Linked DNA regions of Homo sapiens: region 2 is linked to region 1. Evidence: read pairs that join two places in POLR2A ChIA-PET (ENCODE). Cell type or tissue: PC-9. All regions are shown on one strand. Links, peaks and the distances in the headings refer to the core of each region. The heading gives the core; the rest is flanking DNA. Region 1 has its middle 10 kb from the start of LINC02701. Region 2 overlaps PPP6R3 (protein phosphatase 6 regulatory subunit 3).

Region 1 (5,378 bases), core at 232-5,231:
TGTCTCAAACTCCTAGCCTCAAGCAGTCCTCCCTCCTGGGCCACCTAAAGTGCTGGGATGACAGGCATGGGCCACCACACCAGGTCCCTGACGGCGCTTTAGAATCCCCTGGTGTGTTTGTCAGCACAGGGTACATTCTGCAACCATAACAAATAAGCCCTAGCCCTTGGGGGCTTTACTCTAAGATTTTATCACTTGCTCACAAAAATAAAACCGGCTCACATCAGACAACCGTGGAATACTGTGAAATATACTGGGTCTTTGTCCCCTGTTCTGGGCATAGAACACCTAAAACCCTTGGAATTTCCAGAGTCATGGGATTGTCTTTTGTGATTCATACGTGCCCTTTTGATCACAGCTGAGTTTATGCTAATGAGATAAATTAGGGTAGGGCCCCCAAATAACCTCAGATTGGGGAGGGTTTGCAGTCACCAGAAAGACCAAAGGACTCCAGGGCTGGAACTTTCAACACCTCCTGCTAACCTCCAGGAAGGAGGGACGTGGTGACTAGAGATTAACCTCTTTGAAAACTTTTTTTTGGCCGAGTACGGTGGCTCAAGCCTGTAACCCCAGCACTTTGGAGGCCGAGGCGGGTGGGTCACCTGAGGTCAGCCTGGACAACATGGTGAAACCCCATCTCTAGTAATAACACAAAAAAATTAGCTGGGCGTGGTGGCAGGCACCTGTAATCCCAGCTACTCAGGAGGCTGAGGCAGGAGAATCGCTTGAACCCGGGAGGCAGAGGTTGCAATGAGCAAATTCGGCACCATTGCACTCCAGTCTGGGCAACAGAGCGAGACCCTGTCTCATTTTTTTTTTTTTTTAATTTTTGTCACCCAGGCCCACCACCTCACCTGACTAATTTTTAAATTTTTTGTAGAGAAGAGGTCTCCCTGCGCTGTCCAGGCTGGTTTGGAACTCCTGAATTGAAGGGATCTTCCTGCCTTGGCCTCTTCCAAAGTGCTGGGATTGCAGGCGTGAGCCACTGCCCTCAGCACTAAAAAACCTCTTGAACAACTAGATCTGATGAGCTTCCAGGATGCTGAACAGGTGGAGATGCTGGGCAGGTGGCATGTTCAGAAAGGGGATGGAAGCTCCGTCCCAGCCCCACCCCAGCACACCCTGCCCTGTGCATCTCTTCCATGTGCCTGTTCCTGAGTTTGTGTCCTTTCTAATAAATCGGTGAAGTGTTTCCAAGTTCTGTGAGCTGCTCTAGCAAATAACGGACCGTTAGGAGAGTGTCGTGAGAACCCCCAACTGACAGGCAATGGGTTAGAAGTGCTGGAGGCCTGAGCTTGGACTTGGGATTGACATCCGAACTGGAGGCAGTCTGTGGGACTGGGCGCTTAACCTGTGGGGTCTGTGCCAACACCAGGTCGACAGAGGCAGCATTGGATTACATTGCAGGACTGCCCAGCTGGTATTTGGAGAACTGCTTGGTGTGGAAAAAAACACCCACATCTGGTGTCAGAAGTAGAAAAACACAGTGTGTTTTCCCCCAGTTGGTGTCAGAATTGTGAAAGGAAAATAAAATCTGGAGACCCCAAACCTGCTATGCCAAAGGGAAGGGCTAAGCTGGGAAGCCAAGTGACACAAATCCTGCCTTTCCTTTTGTTCCTAAACACAGAGCAACAAGATAAGAGGCCACCCGTGAAGAGAGGCCACCCTGACAATGTCAATTAACAGCTTATCTTCACAGGCATGGAACAAGAGGAGACTAGAAATGGTTCCCACTGGCCGGGCGCAGTGGCTCACGCCTGTAATCCCAGCACTTTGGGAGGCTGAGGCAGGCAGATCACCTGAGGTTGGAGTTCGAAACCAGCCTGACTAACATGGAGAAACCCCATCTCTACTAAAAGTACAAAATTAGCCAGGCGTGGTGGCACATGCCTGTAATCCCAGCTACTCAGGAGGCTGAGGCAGAAGAATCGCTTGAACCCGGGAGGCAGAGGTTGCGGTGAGTCGAGATTGGAAAGAAAGAGAGAGAGAGAGAGGGAGGGAGGAGGGGAGGAAGGGAAGGGAAGGAAAGAAAGGAAAGAAGGAAGGAAGGAAGGAAAGAAAGAAAAGATACCTGCCATCACCACCCACCTCAATGCATATTTGACTTCTTTCTCATAAAAATGTAGTTTTATTGAGCTCGAGAAGAATACATAATGGACTGTTCCTCTGCCTCCTTTTCACATGCAACGTGTGGATTCAGTAGGTTTAACCAAGACCTCAAAACAATGTGACTGTACCCTCCCTCTTTTTTTGTTTTGTTTTGTTTCGTTTTGTTTCGTTTCATTTTGTTTCTGAGATGGTGGCTCTGTGGGCCAGGCTGGAGGGCCATGGCATGATCTTGGCTCACTGCAAGCTCCACCTCCCAGGTTCAAGCTATTCTCCTGCCTCAGCCTCCTGAGGAGCTGGGACTACAGGTGCCCACCACCACACCCAGCTAATTTTTGTATTTTTAGTAGAAATGGGGCTTCACCATGTTGGCCAGGCTGGTGTCAAACTCCCAACCTCAAATGATCTGCCCACCTTGGCCTCCCAAAGTGTTGGGATTACAGACATGAGCCACCGTGCCCAGCCCTGCCCTTTTTCTTTTTAATTTTTTTAATTTTTTTTTTGTAGAGACAGGGTTTTGTTATGTTGCCCAGGTCGGTCTTGAACTCCTGGCCTCAAGCAGTCCTCCCACCTCAGCCTTCCAAAGTGTTGGAATTACAGGCGTGAGCCACCACACCCAGCCTTATAGCTCACATTTTGATGAAAAGAGCCACATTCCACCTCATTTTAAAGCCAGAGCCCCACCCCAAAGTGAACATGGAATGTATGTTACATGCATGTTTACCCATCGCACGTGCACTCAACCCCCATTATGAACAAATATAGCTTTTCCTCCAAACCTGCTGAATACGTGTGACTCTGCTGTGTGATACGGGCCCTGTGAGTCATCAACCTCACCTGCCCTTTCCCTCTTGGAAGACAGCAAACCTTCAGTCCACACCGGAGATGACCTCTCCCTGATTTGCAAGCTGAAATCACCAGTCCAGCTCTTTCTACTATCTGGCCATCCTGGTGGCCTTTTGGACGACAGGCTGCTAGCCTCAGAGCTGACTCCCAAGGGCAAAATGACGCAGGAATAACAGAAAGTGCCTCTGAGAACTCTGGTCACCAACAAGGTGGTCCACAGCAGGGAGGACAGAACCAAGCGACTGCCAAAGCCAGGCCGTGGAGTGTGACGGAAGGGTTTCATTTTGTAGCTCCATGTTTTCTGCTTCCTGGGGCGCCTTTAGGAAAATGGATTCTGGCAGTAGCTGATTTAGGATCAGTGTCTTCAGTTTTAAATGCTGCAGGGTGGAAGAGTGTGTTTGGGTTGACACAGCACCCGCAGCTCACCATGGGACAATCACGGGGAGCTGTCCCTGATTCAGACACGCAGGAGGTGACTCCCAAGGGGACAGCTGGACTGCTGGACTGGGTAAAAGTCACTGTAGGGTCTGTGTACCCTGAGAAAGGTCCCTGTTCCTTTCCTCGTCTACATGCCAAGTCAAATGTCTCAGACGGAGCAGCTCATCAGATTTGAACACAAGCCATTTGATGTTGGCTTTGTGATGAACAGAATGTGTTTCTACTGGACATGCCCATTACCCAGGTCATGGAAAACGCTGTGTGTAAGGGTGCTTGTTTGTTTGTTTTGTTTTGTTTTGTTTTGTTTTGTTTGAGACAGAGTCTCTCTCTGTTGCCCAGGCTAGAGTGCAGTGGCATGATCTCAGCTCACTGCAACCTCTGCCTCCCGGGTTCTAGCGATTCTCCTGCCTCAGCCTCCTGAGTAGCTGGGACTACAGGCACACACCACCATGCCCAGCTAATTTTTGTATTTGTAGTAGAGATAGGGTTTAATCATATTGCCCAGGCTGGTCTCAAACTCCTAGACTCAGGCAATCCTCTCACTATGGCCTCCCAAAGTGCTGGGATTACAGGCATGAGCCATCACACCCAGTCTACCTGGGACTTTGGACTAGAAAATTTCCATTGGAGGGGCATTTACTAACTTGCTGTTAGACATTAATTGAAGCTACCTCATGACTGAAGGACATAAAATAATCTTGAAACCTGAAATACCTACAATACCTTGGGTGACATCACAGAAACCCTCTAATGGAGATGACAGCGCCAAGAAAAGTTCCGTAACAACACGAAAATGGTTCATATAGGATGGTGAACCATCCTATATGAAGGCAAGGATGGGGACTCCTTGCTGGGGAAGGCAAGGAGGAGACTCACAAGCAGGGAGAATCCCCTGGGACTGACTCTGGAACTGTGTGAGGAGCTGCTGGATGTTTTTTTTAACTTTTATTTTAGGTTCAGGGATACATGTGAAGGTTTGTTACATAGATAAACTCATGTCGCAGGGGTTTGTTGTACAGATTTTTTTTTTTTTTGAGACAGAGTCTCGTTCTATCCCCCAGGCCAGAGTTCAGTGGCATGATCTTGGTTCACTGCAACCTCTGCCTCCTAGGTTCAAGTGATTCTCCTGCCTCAGCCTCCCAGGTAGCTGGAATTACAGGCACCTGTCACCGCGCCCAGCTAATTTTTGTATTTTTAGTAGAGATGGGGTCTTGTCATGTTGGCCAGACTGGTCTTGAACTCCTGACCTCAGGTGATCCTCCCACCTCCGCCTCTCAAAGTGCTGGGATTACAGGCTTGAGCCACCACATCCGGCCTGTTGTACAGATTATTTTATCACCCAGGTATTAAGCCCAGTACCCATGTATCTCACGTTGCTAATAAAGACATACCCCAGACTGGGTTATTTATTTATTTATTTAGAGATGAAGTCTCACTCTGTCACCCAGGCTGGAGTGCAGTGACATGATCTCAGCTCACTGCAACCTCTACCTCCTAGGGTCAAGTGAGTCTCATGCCTCAGCCTCCCGAGTAGCTGGGATTATGGGCATGTGCCACCACATCTGGCTACTTTTTGTATTTTTAGTAGAGATGGGGTTTCACCATGTTGGACCGGCTGGTCTTGAACTCCTGACCTCATGTGATCCACCTGCCTCAGCCTCCTAAAGTGCTGGGATTACAGGCTTGAGCCACCGTGTCCCAGGAGACTGAGTACTTTATTTTAAAAAGAGGTTTAATTGACTCACAGTTCAGCATGGCTGGGGAGGCCTCAGGAAACTTACAATCATGGCGGAAGGGGAAGCAAGCATGTTCTTCTTCTTATGGCATCAGATAGGAGAAGTGCCAAGCAAAAGGGAGAAAAGCTTTTTATAAAACCATCAGATCTTGTGAGAACTCACTCACTATCATGAGAACAGCAGCATGGGGACAACCTGCCCCATGATTCAATTACCTCCCACTGGGTCCCTTCCACAACACGTGGGGATTGT
Region 2 (5,378 bases), core at 260-5,259, 380 kb after region 1:
TATTTCTGATAAAAGATTTATGTACAAGGTTGGGCGCAGTGGCTCATGCCTGTAGTCCCAGCATTTTGGGAGGCCGAGGCAGGCAGACCATTTGAGCCCAGGAGTTTGAGACCAGCATGGGCAACGTGGTAAATCCCCGTTTCTACAAAAAATACAAAAAAATCAGTCAGGCGTGGTAGCATACGTCTGTAGTCCCAGCTACTCAGGAGGCTGAGGTGGGAAGATCACCTGAGCCCACGAAGTCGAGGCTGCAGTGAGCAGTGATCGCAGCACTGCACTCCAGCCAGGTGACAGAGTGAAACCCTGTCTCAAAAGACAGGAATACAGAGGCCGGACGTGGTGGCTCATGCCTGTAATCCCAGCACTTTGGGAGGCCGAGATGGGCGGATCACGAGGTCAGGAGATCGAGACCATCCTGGCTAACACGGTGAAACCCCATCTCTACTAAAAATACAAAAAAAAAAAAAATTAGCCGGGCGTGGTGGCGGGCACCTGTAGTCCCAGCTACTCGGGAGGCTGAGGCAGGAGAATGGCGTGAACCCGGGAGGCGGAGCTTGCAGTGAGCCGAGATCGCACCACTGCACTCCCGCCTGGGTGAAAGAGCGAGACTCCGTCTCAAAAAACAAAACAAAACAAACAAACAAACAAAAAAATTAGCCGGGCGTGGAGGTGGGCACCTGTAGTCCCAGCTACTCGCGAGGTTGAAGCAAGAGAACGGCGTGAACCTGGGAGGCGGAGTTTGCAGTGAGCCGAGATTGCACCACTGCACTCCAGCCTGGGCAACAGAGCAAGACTCTGTCTCAAAAAAAAAAAAAAAAAAAAAAAAAAGACAAGAATATGGAATAATTAAGAAACTCCTACAACTTAGTAATAAAGACAAACAACACAATTTTAAAATGGGCAAGCGAGGCCAGGCACAGTAGACTGCTGTAATTGTAATCCCAGTACTTTAGGAAGCCGAGGTGTGTGAAGTGCTTGAGGCCGAGTTTGAGACCAGCCTGGCCAACATGGCAAAACCCCGACTCTACTAAAAATACAAAAATTAGCCAGATGCGGTGGCACACACCTGTAATCCCAGCTACTCAGGAGGCTGAGGCACAAGAATTGCTTGAACCCAGGTGGCAGAGGTTGCAGCGAGCTGAGATTGCACTACTGCACTCCAGCCTGGGTGACAGAGTAAGACTGTCTCCAAAAAAAAACCAAATGAGGCAAGCGCAGTGGCACACATCTACAGTCCCAGCCACTAGAGAGGCTAAGGCAGGAGGACTGCTTGAATCCATGAGTCCCCGTCCAGCCTGGACAATACAGAGAGACCCCGTCTCAAAAAGGAAGGAGGGATGGGAAGGGATGGGAAAGGCTGGGCATGGTGGCTCACACCTGTAATCCCAACAACTTTGGGAAGCCAAGGCGAGAGGAGAGAATCACTTGAGCCCAGGAGTTCAAGACCAGCCTGGACAACGTAGTGAAACCTTGTCTTAACAACAACAAAAAAAAAAAAAGAAAAGAAAAGAAAAACACAAAAAAATTAGCCAGAGATGGTGGCATATGCCTGTGGTCCCAGCAACTTGGGGGGCGGAGGTGGGAGGATCACTTCAGCCCAGGAGGTCAAGGCTATCATGCAGTGAGCTGTGACTGCACCACTGCACTCCAGCCTGGGCAACAGAGTGAGACGCTGTCTCAAAAAACAAAAGTGCTGGCATGGATATGACAAAATCAGAATCCTTACACATTGCTGGTGGGAATGTAAAATGGTGTAGACACTTTGGAGAATAGTCTCACAGTTTCTCAAAAGGATAAACACAGAGCTCCATATGACCCAACAATTCTACTCCTAGGTATGTATCCAAGAGAATTGAAACATACTTTCACAGAATAATTTGTACATAAATGTCTACAGCAGCATTATTCATAAAAGCCAAAACTCAGAAACATCCAAGTATCTATCAACTGATGAATGAATAAATAAAAGGTAATATTCCCCACATAATGAGTATTATTTGACAAAAGAAAGAAATGAAGTACTCATACATGTTACACAGATAAATCTTGAAAACATGGCTAAGAGGGAAAAAGCTAGTCCCAAAAAAGGACCACGTTTGTATGATTCCATTTATATGCCCAGAATAGGCACATCTATAGGAACAGAAAGTACAGTAGTGGTTGCCTAGGTCTAGCGGGATGAGAGAAAAATGAGAAGTGATTACTAACAGGTATAGGGTTTCCTGTGGAATAATGAAAATATTCTAAGTGATTGTGATGACAGTTGTACAACTCCATGAATATACTAAAAAACATTAACTTGTATGCGTTAAGTGGGTGAGTTATGTCTCAATAAAGCTGTTACAAAACAATAATGCAATCTATATTTGCAAAGGAAGGTGCTAAGAAAAGATTGTTTTTTAAGGGTTTTAGCATCTGTACTTTGCTTTACCAAATGTATTCACACATTTGCATTTGACCCTCACAATCTTGTATTGTAAGTTATATCATCTTTTACAAATAATCTGAGCTGGAGAGACAGTAACTGATCCAGGTAACACAGTAGGGAAGTGGCTAGGGAAGAACACACAAATGCCACCCTATTTCCATCATGCTACTGCCTCCCAAATTATGAAAAGTAAACTTTATGGTACATCACAATGGCTACTACTTTTACAGAGGATCTCATATGTGCCAGGCAGTTCTTAAACATTTTTGAGCCTGGCACTTCACAGGCACTGAAATATTTATTGAACAATTTTCACTTATTTCTCATAACTCCATTTATAGCTGATGACACTAAGAAATTAACTGTATATTGTAAAAACAAACATAAAATTTGTTTTTAAGGGGCTTGCTGTAAATACAGTTCTCAATAATGGGGCTGGGGGGCCGTTAAGATCCAGACAATAGAGGAGCAATGACATGAAGTACAGAGATTAAAACAAAAAGTCCTTTCAAAAGGGGGAGTAAACTCAAAATACCAGAGGATAATTTTTAAGCTTATACAATACCTAGTGGGAACCAAAGAAATAGAAACCCAGTGATCAAGCAATCAGTCAAGAAGAAACCAAAATGCAAGCCAATATTTAATATTTAGCTTTTTATTAATTTTTCATTAATTTTCTTAATGAAAATCCATAAGGTATTCCTTTATATCCAGTGAACCACCAAACAAATCACAAATAATTAAAACTAACACTAGAAGGGGAATATAGGGAAACAGGTCCACTCATCTATTGCTGATACACTTGCGTATAGGTACCAGCTTTTTTTTTTTTTTTTTTTTTTTTTGAGATTACAGGCGTGTCCCACCGCACCTAGCTAATTTTTGTATTTTTAGTAGAGATGGGCTTTCACCATGTGGGACAGGATGGTCTCGATCTCCTGACCTCGTGATCCGCCCGCCTCGGCCTCCCAAAGTGCTGGGATTACAGGCGTGAGCCACCGTGCCCGGCCATGATGTTTTGATACAGGCATGTAATGTATAATAATCACATCAGGGTAAATGATGTAACCATCACATCAAGCATTCATCCTTTCTTCGTGTTACAAAAAAAATCTAATTATCTTTTTTATTTATTCTTTTTTTTTTTTTTTGAGATGGAGTCTCGCTCAGCTGCCCAGGCTGGAGTACAGTGGCGCAATCTCGGCCCACTGCAAGCTCCTCCTCCCGGGTTCACGCCATTCTCCTGCCTCAGCCTCCAGAGTAGCTGGGACTACAGGCTCCCGCCACCACGCCCAGCTAATTTTTTTGTATTTTTAGTAGAGAGGGGGTTATACCGTGTTAGCCAAATTGGTCTTGATCTCCTTACCTTGTGATCCACCCGCCTCAGCCTCCCAAAGTGCTGAGATTACAGGCAGGAGCCACAGTGCCTGGCCGGGTACTAGCGTTTTAAAAGAGTACTATAATGACATACAAGATTAATAAAAATAACAGTACCTTGGCCAGGTGCAGTGGCTCACGCCTGTAATCCAGTACTTTGGGAGGTCTGGAGTTTGAGACCACCCTGGGCATCTCTACTCTGTCTCTGTGTGTGTGTGTATTTTTTTGTATATATATTTTATATATATATATATATATATGGTTTTGTTTTTTTTTTTTACCCCAAGCATGATGGCTCACACCTATTGTCCTAGCTACTGGGAGGCTGTAGCAGGAGGATCACTTTGAACCCAGGGCTGAAAATTGCAACAAGCTATGATCGTACCATTGCACACCAGCCTGGGTGACAAAGCAAGACTCTGTCTCTAAAAAATTAAAAATTAAAAATGGCAGCACCTTTTGATTACATAATCTCATGACAATTTTTAAAAATTTATGAAATAGAGGGAGAAATTATTTATACAAAGAATAATAGTGATAATGGCTAGACATGTTAACTACCACCAATGTATACTGTAATATAAACATTACATGAACTATCATTTAATCCTTAAAATAACTGTTATCCTTCCCATATGTAAGCGAGGAAACTGAAGCTCAGAGAGCAAATAACTAGTCTTTGGAAGTATCAGGATTCAGGCTCATTAGCACTTAGACCCTACATATCCAGGGTCATAACTGCTTTGAGGGCAGAATGAGCACAAGTGGAAATGCCCAGTAAGCACCGGAACTCAACAGAAAATCAGGGTTAGAAGTAGGTATGAGCATCATTAGCACATACCTGGTAAGTTCAGCCATGAAAGTGGAGACCACCCAAGAAACAGTGTGGAAAATAAGAAAGGCTGGAGAACAAAATGTGAAAGTGGCCCAGAAGAAAATTAAGAGAGGCCAAGAATGGTAGGAAGAAAACCAGGAAAATATAGTAACACAGACCTTGTAAATTCTATAAAGAAAACCTCCCTGGATTTTGCTGCCAGAAAGATTTAAGCAACCAACAATGCTTTGAAAACCACTGTACAGCTCATGTCTATAAACACTCAAAAAGAGGTGCTAGCTAATGTGGGCAAAGTGGAACCCTCATGTGCCACTGGGGAAATGTAAAATGGTACAGTCATGGAAAACAGTATGGCAGCTCCTCAAAAAAGTAGAATGAGAACTGCCATATGATCTAGCCATTCCACTTCTTGGTATATACCCTAAAGACCTGAGAGCAGAGACTTGAACAGATATTTATACACCCATGTTCATGGCAGCATCACTCTCAATGGCCAAAAGGCAGAGGCACTGTAGTGTCCATTGATGGATAAATGGATAACCAATGTTGTATATACATAAAATGAAATATAACTCAGCCTTAAAGGAAATTCTAGTCAGGCGCAGTGGCTTACGCCTGAAATCCCAGCATTCTGGGAGGCCAAGGTGGGAGGATCACTTGAAGCCAGGCAAGACCAGCCTGGGCAACATAGCAAGACCTCAAAAAATAAAAATAAAACTTAGCCAGGCATGGTGATGC

The links. Peaks named below come from ENCODE experiments on the same cell type or tissue, not always from the same donor. Only the 100,000 strongest peaks of a DNase experiment are listed, where the experiment ranks them.
Region 2: POLR2A ChIA-PET joins it to region 1 with 6 read pairs; 2 of 35 experiments call an interaction of 5 or more read pairs at or near these places.

Annotation. Positions count from the first base shown.
Region 1 is chr11:68,875,769-68,881,146 of GRCh38, reverse strand. No RefSeq gene overlaps it. Among named protein-coding and RNA genes, the nearest start is that of LINC02701, 10 kb to the right of the region's middle. In PC-9, for the core only: no CTCF peak of the experiment used is centred there; a DNase peak (open chromatin) is centred at 2,926.
Region 2 is chr11:68,492,304-68,497,681 of GRCh38, reverse strand. All of the region lies in intron 1 of PPP6R3 (protein phosphatase 6 regulatory subunit 3), which reads right to left. Among named protein-coding and RNA genes, the nearest start is that of PPP6R3, 34 kb to the right of the region's middle. In PC-9, for the core only: no CTCF peak of the experiment used is centred there; no DNase peak of the experiment used is centred there; H3K27ac peaks cover 480 bases.